Regions from separate parts of the Homo sapiens genome. Here region 2 is linked to region 1. Evidence: read pairs that join two places in POLR2A ChIA-PET (ENCODE). Cell type or tissue: K562. All regions are shown on one strand. Each heading gives the region's core, and the rest is flanking DNA. Links, peaks and the distances in the headings are about the cores only.

Region 1 (2,909 bases), core at 273-2,772:
GCTCACTGTAGCCTTGACCTCTGGGGCTCAAGCGATCCTCCCACCTTAGCCTCCCACTAGCTAGGACTACAAGTGTGCACCACCATGCCTGGCTAATTTTGTTTGTTTGTTTGTTTGTTTGTTTGTAGAGATGGGGTCTCACTATTGCCAACTGAACAACTGACATCAGTTGTAGGATTTATCCTGATTTTAAGTGTTAGAAGGTAAAGAAAAAGAAAGCAAAAGAATTGATGAAACGTGATAATTCTTCATCTTTCAGGGTTGTGGGGAGAGGCATAGCCGAAATTCAACAAATATTTGCTGAGTTTAACAGGGCAACCAGATGGGGTGTCTTGTCCGCCTCCAGGCTTGGCACAGGGTAGAAAAATTAAGATTAGAGAGGCAAAGCAACTCTCACAGCCACATTGCCATGAGGGGAAACCCACAGGTCTGGAGAAAACCTGGCTCTAGGTTCCAGAAACAGCAAGTGCGGCCCCGGCGCCACCCCCACCTCCCCCCACCCCCAGCCCGCCCCGCTCCCCTAGGGCTGAGGAGGCTGAGGATAGGTGGGGTGGGGCTATCAGTCAGTCAAGAGGTCCTTTCCCTGCAGACCACAAGGGTGAGCCCCACATCCCTCCCGAGACCCTCTCCCCATCTCACCTGGGAGCAGCAGGCAACCCCATAGCAGGACCAGAAGCCGCATTCTGGGCGCTGGACACCGTGGGAGCAGACGCTGGGAACTGTGAGCTCCTCTTCAGTCACACGGGTCTTTAACTTTCTCTAGTCGCGTGAAACCAGGCCAAGGAAGCGAGGGGAGGGGCGTGTGGGTCATCCCTCCGCAGGCCCAGCCGGGGAGGCGCCTCTGCCTTCCCTTTTCTGAGCGCCCACGCGTGCCTACCCCAGGGCTCACCTTCCAGGACTGAAAACCCACACCAGAGTTTCTCCTAAACTCGTGCCCCTTCAAGGGGGCCTTAACCTGTGGTCCGTGCGCCCTAAGGGGTCTGTAAGTCGAATTCGCATGGGAAAAAGTTACATATTGACTTTCATCAACTTCTAATATTTAGCTTTTCCTCTTATTCAGAGTGTACTGTTAGCAGTACCTGCAACTTTGTTACCAATTACAATCACAGACACTGGCACATCAAGTTGTGGATATCTCGAAACGTCGTGTATACCCCTCACTGCTTGGAAAACAATGAGTTCCTAGACCTGCCCCTAGAGCTGGTTATTTACAATAATGAAACGGCTATTATTATATTACACATTTATAAAGAGTTTTAAGAATCATCTCACCAGTATTAGTTTTCTTTCCAGCATATATATTTTATTTATATATTTACCCGCCATTATACTGAGAGAGGGGTCCATAAACTTCACCAGACTGCCATGTGGTCAGTGGGACAGAAAGAAGCTTGCCCCTGGGGCAAGGCCCCTGGCCCCTCCTCCGCCCTTGCCTTTTGGAGGACGCAGTACTGCCCTTGGCCACGGGGCGGCGGTGCAGACGGGGCTGAGCAAAGCTGTAGGGCTGAGCTGGACCGGATTCCCTGGTGCCTTGGGCCTACAGCGCTGCAAGATAGGTCTCCTCCACGCCTGCGGAGTTGTTTTGGCATTTGAAAAAGTGAATTGGTGGTTTCTCCATCGCAGACTTGAATCCTCCTTGAAAGGACCAAAACAAACATGTACACTACTGGGAGCTCTGACACACTGGCTTCAAAAATGACTTTTTTTTTGGTTTGGTTGCAAAGTTCATACAGGTTGTAAGCAAAATTTTACACAATACAGAACGTAAAAAGGAAAGAAAGAAAAAAGGGAGTGCTTCTTGTAATTCCCCTTCTGCTTTAGAAAAGCACCATTAATATTTTGGCATATATCCTTCCAAATGTTCAGTTGGAATTTTACTGACTTGTCAGGTTAATATCTGAAGCATTAACTCAGTGGTTCTGGGAGGGAAGATTGTGTGTGTGTGAGTCTAGTAACGTGGGGAGAAGTGTTTTAATTTCACAATGACTGCGAAGCACTGCTGCCATTTAGTGGGCAGGGCCAGCTGTTCACGGTGGGGAAAACTGTTACCATGATCTCAGCCCCTGACTCTCTTTTACATGTACAGACTACAAAAGGTGATCTGTTTTTGCAGTTTTAAAAAAACACAGATTAAAAAATATTTATGGCCCAGCATGGTGGCTCACGCCTGTCATCCCAGCACTTTGGGAGGCTGAGGCGGGTGGATCACCTGAAGTCGGGAGTTTGAGACCAGCCTGACCAACATGGAGAAACCCAGTCTCTACTAAAAATATAAAATTAGCCAGGCATGGTGGTGTATGCCTGTAATCCCAGCTACTCAGGGAGGCTGAGGCAGGAGAATCGCTTGAACCCAGAAGGTGGAGGTTGTGGTGAGCTGAGATCACACCATTGCACTCCAGCCTAGGCAACAAGAGTGAAATTCTATCTAAAAAAAGAAAAAAAAGTATTTGTTTATTTACTTATTTTTGAGACAGGTCTCACTCTTGTTGCCCAAACTGGAGTGCAGTGGCGCCATCACAGCTCACTGCAGCCTCAAACTCCCAGGCTGAAGTGATCCTCCCACCTCAGCCTCCCAAGTAGCTGGCACTACAGGCGTGCACCACTGTTGCCTGGCTAATTTTTTATTTTTAGTAGAGACAGGGTCTTGTTATGTTGTCAGGCTTTTCTCAAACTCCTGGCTTCATGCGATCCTCCCACGTCGGCCTCCCAAAGTGCTGGGATTACAGGCACGAGCCACCATGCCCGGCCTTAAAGTAATACTTATTCTAGCATTTGATAGCATATCTTTGCTCTTCTATTTATTTATTTTTGTCCTTACACAGAATAATTTCTGATCCTCTACATTTCTTAAATTCAGACTTATTTATTATATGCAAGGACGAGCATCTGACACTTCATTATGCTTTCTA
Region 2 (2,909 bases), core at 276-2,775, 200 kb after region 1:
TTCACCTACTGATGTCATGCTCCAAATATTCCCTTCTTTTTCCCTCTCTGGGGAGTCCCAGGGAGAGAGATCTGAACCCAGACTCAGACAATGTCCCTAAGATAGGCACAGCCTCCATACTCATCCTCCCCCGAGGGCAGCGTGACATGAGGCTATAGCCCTAGACTGGTCCCAGGGGCCTTGGGCAAGTCATTTAGTCTCTGGATCTTAATTGCTCATATGTTCAACGGGCTAATGTGTACCTTACCTACCTAATGGAATAATTAAGAGGATAAAATAGGAGACAGCCCAATAGGGTGGAAAGAGCTTCCTAACAAGAAAATCTGGGTTCTAGGCCCAATTCTGCCCCTAACTTGCCGTGTGTCCTTACAGGAGTTCCTTACCTTCTCTAAGCTCACCTATAAAATGAAAAGGTGACATTGATCATCTCTAAGTCCCTCCCACCTCTACTTTCTATGATTCTGTAGTATCTGTGAAAGCCTAAAAGAAGTTCTCTTTGGAGGAAAGAAATCCCTTGTCAACTGCACAGTGCTATTTGAATGTGAGGCATTTGGCATCCTGTCTGATTTGGATATTAATTTATGTAAACTGGTGCCCTCAGAGTTGGACTGTAGAGTACAGAACTCCAGAAATGTTCAGACAGGGATGGGTCTGTCTGAACCTCCCTGTAGCTCTGATAAAGCTGTCTGCTCACTTTACGAAGGCCTGCCAAATGTGGCAGCTACATATGAAATAATTTGCCCTGGATGGTGTGGAAGCTCATGGTGGAAACCGCAATCACATGCACACCGTTTGCATTTCTCTGGGCATTTGACTGTTCCCTCACAGCCCTGCTCCAGCAGAGGGTGAGGGCTATGCAGGGGCTGGGGTGGGGCAACTCCTTCCTAATCACAGAGGCAGCCCACTGAGGGCCAGCATCCTCCCTCCGCAGTTCTGGAAGAGGCATCTGCGGCCCCCAAGAGAGAAGCAGCGCAGGAGTGATGTGGATTGCCATGTGACACATCTAGTTGTTGTGCCTGGAATTGTGGAACTCTGAAGGCTGCAGCAATAGTGGCCTAGGCCAGGTGCAGTGGCTCATGCCTGTAATCTCAGCACTTTGGGAGGCCGAGGCAGGTGGATCACCTGAGGTCAGGAGTTCGAGACGAGCCTGGCCAACGTGGAGAAACCCCATCTCTACTAAAAATACAAAAATTAGCCTAGTGTGGCGGCAGGCACCCATAATCCCAGCTACTCCAGAGGCTGAGGCAGGAGAATCGCTTGAACCCAGGAGGCAGAGGTTGCGGTGAGCCGAGATCCCGCCATTGCAGTGACCAATCTCCAGCCTGGGTGACCAAAGTGAGACTCAGCCTCAAAAAAAAAAAAAAAAAAAAAAAAGCTGAAAGGCCAGACATTTAAAAGATAACCCTTTCACACAGGTCTGGAGATGTGGTGCCTTAAGGAGCATAGTGCTCTAACTCTGCCCGTGAGTCATCTCAGATATAATCTCCAATAGAACTCTTTCTGATGGTTCTTGTGAACAGAGCTTCAGTGACATGCCAGGCACTGTGCTAGGTGTTAACGCCCGCTATCCAGCTCCTGTTACTTCTCAGCCTGATAAGCACAGCGGGTGTAGCTATTCCTGCTTTGCAAATGAGGAAATTGAAGCTCCAAGAACCTAAAGGACTTGCCCAAGATCCAAAAGCTCTTCCTCGGTGCCTCACTCACCTATGAGTGCTAAGGCCCAGGTTCACCAACAGGTCCTCCGACACGTCTGCATATATAACTTCCCTCCACACAGCTCAAGGCAGGGAGAGAGAAACGGCCCAGCAGAGCCCTGATCATTGAGCTGTGGGAAGGCTGGGGAGGGCTTTGGAACAGAGCACACAGCAAGACCTCAGATCTGACTGAAGGGAGGAACTAGGAGCTGAGACAAGAATACGTGAAGTTGGAAGAGCCTCAGACTTCATCAAGGCTAAGGGTTCTCAATGGAAGAGAGAGTAGGGAGTGTAGGGCATCAAGGCTTATGTTCCAGGAAGGAATTCTGACACCAGCTCCCTGGCAGAAACAGAATCCGGTCCAATCCCATACTTCTACACATGGGGAAACTGAGGCCCACAGAGGAGAGGAAGCCTCCCTAACAAAGTTGTACTATCCTGGGAACAGACCATCTTGGGAAGCATGAGTTAGTTTCTTTTTCTTTTCTTTTTTTTTTTTTTTTTGAGACAGAGTCTTTCTCTGTTGCCCAGGCTGGAGTGCAGTGGTACTCGTGGCTCACTGCAAGCTCCGCCTCCCAGGTTCATGCCATTCTCCTGCCTCAGCCTTCCCAGTAGCTGGGACTACAGGCGCCCGCCACCACGCCTGGCTAATTTTTTGTATTTTTAGTAGAGACGGGGTTTCACCATGTTAGCCAGGATGGTCTCGATCTCCTGACCTTATGATCCGCCCGCCTCGGCCTCCCAAAGTGCTGGGATTACAGGCCTGAGCCACCTGCGCCCCACCCAGCATGAGTTACTTTCATGTGGCAGGGTGCACAGGAACTGTGCCCATGAGCAGGGTGACCGAACAGCTCCCAGAAACGGCATGCAAGTGCTCATAGTGTTTCCATCTTGCTGAATATATTGCAATTTGTAATACTGTTGCAGAACAAAGAGAGCGTAACTTCCACTTCAACTTTCATAGCTTGCTTCCCATACTTCTGGTCCCTTCATCATTTCCAACAGTGGTGAACGTTGATCCCACTCTGGGAAGTTGACAAGGGACAACCGCCCTCCCAGAGCCAATATCCATCCCACCCACCATTAGTAGGTATTGCCCCCAGGTTCACACAGGGAGTTAGCTGAGACCGTCAGTTCCCAACCCAGACTTCTTCTTCCTGTTTCCTCTGCTGGAAATCGGCACTGGAACCCCAGAGGCTAAATCAGGGCAATAAG

What was found. ChIA-PET counts read pairs that join two places held together with the same protein. Peaks named below come from ENCODE experiments on the same cell type or tissue, not always from the same donor. Only the 100,000 strongest peaks of a DNase experiment are listed, where the experiment ranks them.
Region 2: POLR2A ChIA-PET joins it to region 1 with 5 read pairs; 4 of 35 experiments call an interaction of 5 or more read pairs at or near these places.

Annotation. Positions count from the first base shown.
Region 1 is chr17:43,844,990-43,847,898 of GRCh38, reverse strand. CD300LG (CD300 molecule like family member g) reads right to left here and starts at 723. Exons shown (of 7, transcript NM_145273.4): 1 at 640-723. The coding sequence starts at 682. It overlaps LOC107984979 (a long non-coding RNA gene), which reads right to left. Exons shown (of 3, transcript XR_001753057.2): 3 at 1,424-1,635. In K562, for the core only: a CTCF peak has its summit at 1,463 (motif pointing right); a DNase peak (open chromatin) is centred at 1,478.
Region 2 is chr17:43,647,756-43,650,664 of GRCh38, reverse strand. All of the region lies in intron 1 of MEOX1 (mesenchyme homeobox 1), which reads left to right. Among named protein-coding and RNA genes, the nearest start is that of MEOX1, 13 kb to the left of the region's middle. In K562, for the core only: no CTCF peak of the experiment used is centred there; no DNase peak of the experiment used is centred there; H3K27me3 peaks cover 2,357 bases.